Linked DNA regions of Homo sapiens: region 1 is linked to region 2. Evidence: chromatin contacts called from ENCODE Hi-C data. All regions are on one chromosome and are shown on one strand. Each heading gives the region's core, a stretch centred on a gene start or an enhancer-like site at or near the end of the contact. The rest is flanking DNA. Distances are from core to core; before and after follow the strand shown. Region 1 overlaps DEK (DEK proto-oncogene). Region 2 overlaps MYLIP (myosin regulatory light chain interacting protein).

Evidence for each region. A loop is a pair of places that touch in the nucleus more often than their neighbours do. Pooled maps may share reads with other maps.
Region 1: a pooled map of posterior vena cava shows a loop between it and region 2 (9-fold over the local background). The contact joins two enhancer-like sites. A Hi-C loop is called at or near these places in 1 of 168 maps with a recorded cell type or tissue (naive thymus-derived CD4-positive, alpha-beta T cell) and 6 of 50 pooled maps.

What each region holds. Positions count from the first base shown.
Region 1 is chr6:18,256,870-18,261,902 of GRCh38, forward strand. DEK (DEK proto-oncogene) reads right to left here. Exons shown (of 11, transcript NM_003472.4): 3 at 1,435-1,536; 4 at 1,084-1,193. Among named protein-coding and RNA genes, the nearest start is that of DEK, 5.1 kb to the right of the region's middle. RefSeq lists an enhancer at 3,548-3,667. Within about 2 kb of position 3,707, at least 12 of the 41 ENCODE cell types and tissues checked have a DNase peak (open chromatin) inside an H3K27ac peak, as active enhancers do.
Region 2 is chr6:16,144,888-16,150,272 of GRCh38, forward strand. MYLIP (myosin regulatory light chain interacting protein) reads left to right here. Exons shown (of 7, transcript NM_013262.4): 6 at 10-430; 7 at 1,775-3,361. The coding sequence ends at 1,864. It also overlaps the pseudogene LOC124901514. Among named protein-coding and RNA genes, the nearest start is that of MIR4639, 6.0 kb to the left of the region's middle. Within about 2 kb of position 1,329, at least 2 of the 41 ENCODE cell types and tissues checked have a DNase peak (open chromatin) inside an H3K27ac peak, as active enhancers do.

The DNA of each region.
Region 1 (5,033 bases), core at 2,457-4,956, 2.1 Mb after region 2:
AAGAATAGCGAGTACCACAAAAAGCTAATACCGTTCACTAGTTATGGGACTTGTGTAAATTAAATTGGTTTAAGGATTAAATGAGATTAACAGACTCACTGAAAATAAATTATGTCATGCACCAGACATTCTATTCTACTTCAGACATTCTAACACCCAACTTTACTTTGCCCACGTACAACCTAAAGCAGTTCCCTCGATTATATAATATACTAAGTCATATGTACAGTATAATAACAATCCTTTAGCAAAGAACTATCATCCAATTTATCAGGTATTTGCTAAAAATGAGATACAATTACACCAAATTCACTTTGTATGAGATTTGTATGAGATACAAATGATTTTGCCTCTTATTTGTATGAGATACAAATGAGATCATATGTATGATCTCATACAAATCATACCGACATTCACTTATTCTGAATGTCGAGAAAATCCAAAAACATGAATTTCTTTCAATACATTTAAAGGTCACTAAAACCTTTCATCACAATTTGGATTTCGTAATTTGAAATTTCAGTTTGGAATAAAAACTACTACAGGAGAAAGAGCCCTAGAGCTGGGCATACTGGCTCACACCTGTAATCCCAACACTTTGGGAGGCCAAGGTGGGAGGACCACTTGAGCTCAGGAGTTCAAGACCAGCCTGGGCACATGGCAAAACCCTGCCTCTACAAAAAGTAAAACAATTAGCCAGACACAGTATGGTGGCATGCACCTGTGGTCCCAGCTACTTGGGAGGCTTAAGCGGGAGGAACACTTGAGCCCAGGAGGTTGAGGCTGCAGTGAGCCATGTATTGCACACTGTACTCCAGCCTGGGTGACAAAGTGAGACCGTGTCTTAAAAGAAAGAAAAAAAAAAGAAAAAGAAAAAGAAAAAAGAAGACAGAGCCCTGGATATTATAATCCAAGTGCTAATATCCAGCTGTGTTTCCTGTGATAAATCATTTAATAAGTATATACCTCAGTCTGCTCAGTCATAAAGTGTGGAAATTGAACTAGTGGATCACTAACATTTACAGAAATTGATTCCATTGTGAAGTAATATACAAGTAGGTTTAAAGTGTAAAAAGGTCTTACAGTGCCTGGCCTGTTGTAAAGCAGTTTGTGTAGATTTCTAAGTTCATCGGTTTTCTTCTTACTTAGAAAAAAATGTATCCTCTCAATTTCACAAAGTTTCTGCCCCTTTCCTGGGGAAAAAAAAAAATCACAATTAAATACCTATGGCTTACTAATACATTTACAAAGTTAATTTAATGAGAATTATTTTCACAGCATAATTTACATGTAACTCTGCTCTTACAGAGCAAATTAAATAAAATTATACCAAAAGTATAAAACACTACCTTGCTGATACTAAGCTACAAACCATCATTTTCACAAATTTAGGCACTTTCACCACAAAATGAAAGGAAGCTAGAATAAACTTACCTTGTGCAATTGTAAATGGCTCTCTCTGTAAGGAAGAGACTTGCATTGTCAACCTCTCTACTTTTTTCTTTTCCCTCTTGCCTTCCACGATGAGACTCTTTTCTAGAAATTAATTTAGTATTTCTTAATTAACAAAAAGCTTAAACATTGTATTAACTTTATTAGATACACATGTAGAACAAAGTCCCCAAAACCTAATACTTTATTCTTCTTCTGAGCATGGTTTTGGAAAGCAAATGACATAAAAGAGGAAAACACTTGATTAATTAATAGAGCACCATGAAAATTTTTTCAGAGTAACATTTTACTCACCTGGCACTCACAGGGACTCAGTTAAAAAAAAAAATTAGAAAGCAAACTAATTTTTATCCAACTAAAATTATTGCCATTACAGTCCAGTCACTTCGTTTGTGAAAAAAATCTAGCTCTGTTTAATCTTTGGACATAATTCTATTTAATAATTGAGATTCAGTTTGCTGTACTTCAGGAATAATCAAATTTAGACTGGGAGATTAAGAACTTCAAAAGATATATAGAGAACAATAACAATTTAGTAAACTGACAAAAGAAACACAAATAAAGACTTCCAGGCAGAACAGCCTGAAGTACGTGGATAGGATAAAACTCTCCAAGTTTACATTTAATGCAATCAACTGGGAGAGCATTACTTTGTAGTTTATGAATAACATTCCTAATGATGACCATAAGTCACTCAAAGTTAAATTGTTTAGTCACAAAAATCTACGGTGAGGCGCGGTGGCTCATGCCTGTAATCCCAGCACTTTGGGAGGCTGAGGCGGGCGGATAACGAGGTCAGGAGATCAAGACCATCCCGGCTAACTCGGTCAGGAGATCGAGACCATCCTGGCTAACTCAGTCAGGAGATCAAGACCATCCTGGCTAACGTGGTGAAACCCCATCTCTACTAAAAAATACAAAAAATTAGCCAGGTGTGGTGGCTGGTGCCTGTAGTCCCAGCTACTTGGGAGGCTGAGGCAGGAGAAAGGCATGAACCCAGGAGGCGGAGCTTGCAGTGAGCCGAGATCGCACCACTGCACCTCAGCCTGGGCGACACAGCAAGACTCCGTCTCAAAAAAAAAAAAAAAAAAAAAAAAAAAAAAAAAAAAAAATCTAGAAAACAGGTAGCATATACTTCAAAATTCAAAACATTAAGCTCCATTTATCTAAAATAAAATCATTTTTTGAATGAAATAAAGTCAGATAAAAGAATACTATATACTGCTCGAGGTTCTGCCATTTATTTAATGCCTGTGTTGTGCAGCTGCACTCAATACTAAGAGGGGATAAATGGATGATAAAAACTGCGTATCTTTTGAAAAAGATGCTACTAAAGAAATGAGACATAAATATACGCCAATATAAAAGATAACAAAACATCTTAAGAAAGATACACAAATAAATTGCTGTGCACTGAGGAGGAATTGATTATTTTGGGACTAGAGAAAAAGGAACAAAGCACGTGTGCTGGCTTTTAAAGACAGCTTAGATTTAGTAATGTAAGGATTCGCACAGAAAGAATACTTCAGGAGAAAGGGCTATCAACAGGTATATTCTGGCCATGTTGTACAGAATGAAGACCAAACACACTAAAACAACCCCTACTATCACTCAACTTCATCAACTTAGTGATTTAAACTATTTGCTTGTCTCTGATTACTAACTACAAGCTAATGACTTCCCAGTCAATCTCCAAGCCACAACTTTCATCTGAGATTCATATTAACTAATATTGCCTCAGTATCTGTGAGGGATTGGTTCCAGGACGCCCCTCAGATGCCAAAATCCATGGATGCTCAAGTCCCTTATTTTTTAAAAAAATGGTGTAGTAGTTACATGTAACCTATGACCATCTTCCCATATACTTTATATCATCTGTAGATTACTCATAATGACTAATACAACTTAACTGATATGTAAATAGTTGTTATACTGTATTGTTTAGGAATAATAAAAAAATCTGTACATGTTCAGTACAGATGCAACCATCCATTTTTACCAATTTGTGGTTGATTGAATCCACAGATGAGGAACCCACAGATATGGAGAGCCAACAGTATATGCCTGTCTGTCATCTGGACAGCTACAATTCATGTCCTACAGGCACCTAAACTCAAAATATTCAAAAGAAAAATCATAATCATCTCCAAACTTGCTCACTTTGTGAATTTTTTTCAAAAAACATTAATACCATCCACCCACCTGCCAAAGACAGAAACCTAAGAGTCATCTTTTACTAGTCATTTCTCTCACTTCCCTTTTCCCCAAAATCACTGCCAATTTTGGCTAATCTGACCCCTTTCTTAGGACAGACTTCAGAGGATATATGAGAAAGCCTGGGTGCCTGGGCAGAAGCCTCCTGCAGGGGTGGAACTCTCACAGAAAACTGCTACTCAGGGCCAGGCGTGGTGGCTCATTCCTGTAATCCAGGCCCTTTGGGAGGCAGAGACGGGCAGGTCACTTGAGCTAAGGAGTCTGAGACCAGCCTGGGCAACATGGTAAAACCCTGCCTCTACAAAAAATACAGAAAGTACCCGGGCATGGTGGCGCATGCCTGTGGTTCCTGAGGTGAGAGGATTGCTTGAGCCTGGGAGGCAGAGTTTGCAGTGAGCTGAGATCATGTTACTGCACTCCAGCCTGGGTGACAAGTGAGACCTTGTCTCCAAAAAAAAAAAAAAAAAAGAAAGAAAACCTCTACTAGGGCAGTGTGGAGTGGAAAGGGGAAATGGGGGGTGGACCCCTAGATTCACCACCAAGGCTCTATTGGCTAGTGGAGCTGTGGGAAGGGGGCTGCCACCTCCAAACTCCAGCATGGTAGAGCCACAAGCAGCTTGCATCCTGAGCTGCCCAAAGCCTTGGGACCCCTCACCCCTTGCACCAGCGTGCTCTGGATGCCAGACATGCAGTAAAAGGAGATAATTTTGGAGCTTTAAGATTTAAAGACTGCCCTGCTAGGATTCAGACTTGTAGGCCGGGCGCAGTGGCTTACGTCTGTAATCCTAAAACTCTGGGAGGCTGAGACGGGCGGATCACCTGAGGTCGGGAGTTTGAGACCAGCCTGACCAACATGGAGAAACCTTGTCTCTATTAAAAATACAAAATCAGCCAGCTGTGGTGGCATATGCCTGTAATCCCAGCTACTCGAGAGGCTGAGGCAGTAGAATCCCTTGAACCAGGAGGCAGAGGTTGCGGTTAGCCGAGGTCAGGCCACTGCACTCCAGCCTGGGCAACGAGAGCGAAACTCCGTTTCAAAAAACAAACAAACAAACAAACACAGAAAAACAAAAACCAAACAAAAACCAAACCAGACTGTGTGGGGCCTATTGCACCTTTCTTTTGGCCTTTCTCCCTTTTGGAATGGGAATTTTACCCAATGTCTGTACCATCACTGTATCTTGGGAGTAAATAACTTGTTTTTGATCTCACAGGCTCATAGGTGGAAGAAACTCATCTTCAGATGAAACTCTGGACTTACAGATTTGGGACTTCTGTGTTAATGCTGAAACAAGACCGGACTTTGGGGGACTACTGCGAAGGCACAACTGAATCTTGAAATGTGAGAAACATATGAGAGTTGGGGG
Region 2 (5,385 bases), core at 79-2,578:
GCCTTGCAGGTGTGACACAGTGACCAGCGCCGTGATGATGCAGTATAGCCGTGACTTGAAGGGCCACTTGGCATCTCTGTTTCTGAATGAAAACATTAACCTTGGCAAGAAATATGTCTTTGATATTAAAAGAACATCAAAGGAGGTGTATGACCATGCCAGGAGGGCTCTGTACAATGCTGGCGTTGTGGACCTCGTTTCAAGAAACAACCAGAGCCCTTCACACTCGCCTCTGAAGTCCTCAGAAAGCAGCATGAACTGCAGCAGCTGCGAGGGCCTCAGCTGCCAGCAGACCCGGGTGCTGCAGGAGAAGCTACGCAAGCTGAAGGAAGCCATGCTGTGCATGGTGTGCTGCGAGGAGGAGATCAACTCCACCTTCTGTCCCTGTGGCCACACTGTGTGCTGTGAGAGCTGCGCCGCCCAGCTACAGGTAGGGGAGTCAGCTGCCCACTTTTGCCTGCAGCCTCACCTATCCCTCCTCTTAACGGGGAGTAGGAGCCAGGTACTGGCTCGCTAATGCACAGACGGGGAATGCCCATCTTCACCCGGAAAGGGTCTTTGTATTTGGTGACCTAAAAGGCATTGCCCTTTAGAAACATTTTAGATTAGCATACTATTTTCAACAACATAATTACTCCAAATTATGCAGTGTTTTCAAGTTCTGAAAATGAGGCTGAGATTCCTGGGTAACATATCTAGTTAGCGGCTTACCTGAGGACAAGAATCCAGGCCTCCTGAGGCCTGGCCCAGGGCTGCTTCCTCTATTTCAAGTTGCCTCCCTTTTTCTGACACTTAGGAGGATGGTCTTTATTACTTAAGATATTTGGGAAAGAATACTTCTCAATTATCCATGGATGGGTTGTTGACTCTGTGATATTGGTGATTAATTTCCTTTTATGATTGCAAATGCCTCAAGGGCATATGGGTTGGCTGTTATTTATTAGCAAGTCAAACTAATTTTAATATTAACACGAAAAAGAGAACTCACATATAGTTTTCTTCCTTTCTTGCATGAAGAAGAATTTTAAATTTCCTCTTACAAGTTTTTTCAATTTGTTTTTATTTCTCAGATGTGTTTGCCAAATGTCACTGTGGTTTTATGTAAAACTGGTTCTAGATAATACTTAGTCCTTCAGAAGCTGCTAATTTCAGAGCTAATAAGACCAAATGACCCCTGTGTCCTTTCCCCAGAAGCAGTCATAGGCTTGTCTTTTTCTGCCCACCTATTCTGACTCTCATCCCTAAGTCTCTCCTGAGGGCTGATGATGGGCACGGGCTTTCTGAGAAGTCAGCCAGGAATGTGGAGCTGCCACCTACGGCTAGAAGCAGAGCCACCCTCCCTGGCCATGTGGGCATCAGCCCAGAAATGTTGGCCTGAGTCAGTCAGCTGAGCTAAGGACACACAATTTCAAGAAGGGTCTCCTGCATTGCTGCCTGAAGTGTTATAGTCTACTCATGTAGAGACCACATTCTGCACAGAAAGACGTCTTCAGTAATTGCTTTATTCAATGTACCTTCTTTAGCGTTTCACTAAAAATGTAATTAATTTCCTTCAGTTTATACTATGTCATAGTATTTATTTTTAAGCCCTTGTAAAGTATAAACTTTCAACCTGTGAGACGGCAAAGATCTCTACCAATTGAAAGCTAGAAATCACTGTGATCACAATTGATTTAGAAAATTAAATGCACTAGAGACCAGGGGTGTGCACAGAGACACAGGCCCCCCACCGAGGCTTGCATGCTAACAGAGACTGTTGGCTTTTCTTTCCCAGTCATGTCCCGTCTGCAGGTCGCGTGTGGAGCATGTCCAGCACGTCTATCTGCCAACGCACACCAGTCTTCTCAATCTGACTGTAATCTAATCTGTTGTGCTTTTGTTGGACTTGGCATGTTTCCATGAACTGCACTATTATAAACTATTAAAATGATAGATTGTGGAGAAAGTAATTATTCCAACACCCATCTGCCATGCGATGTTAAAAAAAAAAAAAAGGAAGAAAAATAACACAGCTACTCCTCACTGCAAAAACATATCCATGCGTAGAATCAACAACTCCAGTCATGGGACCAGGAGGAGCTCTGGGACGCAGACACATTCCTTGGATGTTGATTTTTTTTATGATCTAGTAAAGGAATAGGTAAAGTCTTTGATGTCAGTGAAGTGGCAACATAGCCAAAAAGTTGGGTACCTTTTAGGAAATGATGTTGTAAGTCTCCTTAATGTATCCTGAGGTAAGTTTCCTACTGGCAGCAGATTTTGTAAGAATTACTTTTAAGAATTTCATTCTTTTTGTATGGTCATGGAGCTCCAACCATTTTTAATAGGAAAGTCTTTTGTAAATTGTTGTCGTTTTAATGTCATTTCTGTCTTTATAACTTGATCAAGAATGATTGGAAGGCAAACAGGTTTACAAATCAATTCTGTGACTTTTAAAAAGTTGACAATGTTGTCAGATTTAAACCAGTGTGGCTAGTAAAAAGCAGCTCACTCAATGTGGGTGGCTCCCTATTCCTTTACGCTCCCCCTATCCCTACCCCACAAGCCTTTCGATTATAAAATACTACCAATCTTGTTATAAGATTACTGTGGAGTAGTCAAGTACTCCCCGGGCCTTCTGAGCTGGTGGAATATTTTATTTCAGACTGAAAACAGAGAGCACTCTCCTTGGGAAGGGAAAGCGGAGCTTGCTGAGTGAGAGATGGAGCCTCATGGTGTACAACTGAGGGTAGTTAACTCATCACTTCTCCCAAGCACTCGATCCCAGCTTCACCCACTGGTGTTGCTTTGCTTGAACTGTTCAAGCCTTTTATAGCCTTACCATAAGTATTTAGATATGGTGTCCTTTTCTGTTTTTGGGGGGGGAGTTTTGTTGTGTTTTTTTAAAGTAAGTGCTTAAGTATTAACTTTGGGTTGTCCCCTCTGTATGTTTCGAAGGGGTTTTGGTTCTTTTTGCTTCTGTTTTCTTAAACATGTTTTCCACTCCCACTTGGGCATTTTGGAAGCTGGTCAGCTAGCAGGTTTTCTGGGATGTCGGGAGACCTAGATGACCTTATCGGGTGCAATACTAGCTAAGGTAAAGCTAGAAACCTACACTGTCACTTTACTGAGATTTCTGAGTATACTTTTCATATTGCCTTAATGTAGCAGTAATGTGTTTATGCATTTGTTTCTTTGCACAGACATTTTGTCAAATATTAAAACTCTACTTTTTTATGGCACATATTAGCATATAAGCCTTTATTCCAAGAGGTATTTATTTTTTCACTTGTAAAAAAATAATGTTTCCACGTAAAGAACTCTGTTATATCCTAGAGGACTCTGTCTTTTATATTCGGGATAATAAAGACTTTAAAGCAAACATGGATGTGTGTATTGTCATTTAAGCCAGTTTTATTTCATTTCAAAGAAATAAGCAAGGGGTAACATCACAGTTAGTATCTACTTTCCTCCTACCGGGAATTTAATTTTTTTTTTTTAATAATTTCGGTGCTCTACAAATTCAGAGAAACTTCTTTAGTAACAAACTATAGAAATGATCCTTGAGAGTATAGTCTTTTTTTTTTTTTTTCAAGAAAACTTGAAAATATTTGTGGTATTGGTTCTAATGGAGATCACTTCACCAGGTTATTCTCTTATTTATGTCTTTGGGTGGTTAGATTGGTATGTAGGGGAAAATGGGGTCATGAACATAAGCAGATGAAAAGAAAAAATCAGGACAAGTACTGGAAGCTATTGGAGAAGGAAGGAAGTGGCAAAGCTGGAAGTTAACAATTAACAACCCAGCTGGTGCTGCTGGTGTGTGGCCTGCTCAAGACAGGGGAGTGGCCTGGGTCATAGCAGTAAGGGCCTCGGGCTACAGAAGCTCGGGCTGTATTCCTGCAGGACTGCTGGTCTACTCCTGCTAGGTCCTAACTGCTCTATGCTTGCCAGTGTGTGCTCATCTGTGTTTCTCCAGAAATACATTTTGGAATAGAGAATATTGTACATAATATATATAAGTGATAATTATCTGTAGCAATTGGAAGAAGTAAATTTATTTTTTTTAATTAGAGGCAGGGGTATTTGTTTTTACTGTACCTATAACCTAAGTCAATCTTCCATCAATTTCTAGGAATTAACTAATTTGTTCATTCAACACATTTATTGAAACCTACTAAGTTATTGAGCCCTGGAAATTTAGCAGTCATCAAGACATAAATGATTCTGGATGCCTGTATCATGTACTTAGCCTGTAACGTGTACTTTTGTCTCTGCGCGGAAGTTAGATAATATGCAGAATCCACGAATACTAGCATCAGAGGGAGTCTTGGGCATACCAGTATCAAAATGCTAACCAAGTTGATGGAGGGATGGATGGATGACAGGCTGACAGATAAGATTACATATTATTCACCCCACTAGACCATATGGACGCCTTAAGCTCAGTGACTAACATGAAAACCACTATATTACATGGTGGCATCATAGAATTAGAAGGGAAGAACAGTGGAGGCACAGGAGGCAGGGATTCATTGTGCTTAGGAGCCAAGGATAAAGGTGCTTCATAAAAGATCTGAGCAGATCCTTGACATTCTAGTTGGAAAAAGAAAGTGCATAGCCCATGCCAGGGCTGGAGCACAGTCTGCTGGGGCTGGCCCACCCGCTGCATGTCAGTGAACTGGTAAGAAATTGGGCTCTGAAGGAACATGTGATGTAGAGTCACAGTGGTGGGGAATCTTGAATTCCAGGTTTAACATGGACATGGTTCTCCACTGCCTTCAGAACAAGGAACTTTTGGGACGGGGTAGCAATCAGATCTGGTTCTTGCACAGAGAAGAAGTCCAAGAGCAGAAAGAGAACAGTGGCAGAGAACTCAATTTTGACCATCTGTCAACATGAAAAGAATGAGACAGAGTCAAAATACTTTAGAAATATGGTCAGCATTACTGAGAGAGACAAGTCGTATGAAAATCCTGTTTCTGACTTGGAATAGATAGCCTTTAATGGAGGGACAAAAAAGGGAGCAAGTCCTGAAAGTAGAAAGGAAATTACAACAGGGTTTGGCCACACATTTGAGATGCTTGGTGATGGGCAAACCTGGAGGTAGTTGAAAGCGTGGGTTGGAACTTCCAGAGGATGATGAAGATAAAGAGAAACATTTGGTGGCCATTACATTTCACTGATATTTGAAGACATGACAACTTAGAAGTCATCCATAGGAGTGTGAAAGGAGGGAAAGAATGAAGCTGAGCATGCGTCCCTGAAAGGACCCACATCTAAAGTGAACAGCGAGACTATGAAGGTATTTGAGAAAGAACCGACAACAGGATAGGGATAACGAGGGGCAGAAAGCTAAGCCAGGAGACAGCTGCAAAGAGGCGGTCAGCTGTGTTAGGACTGCTG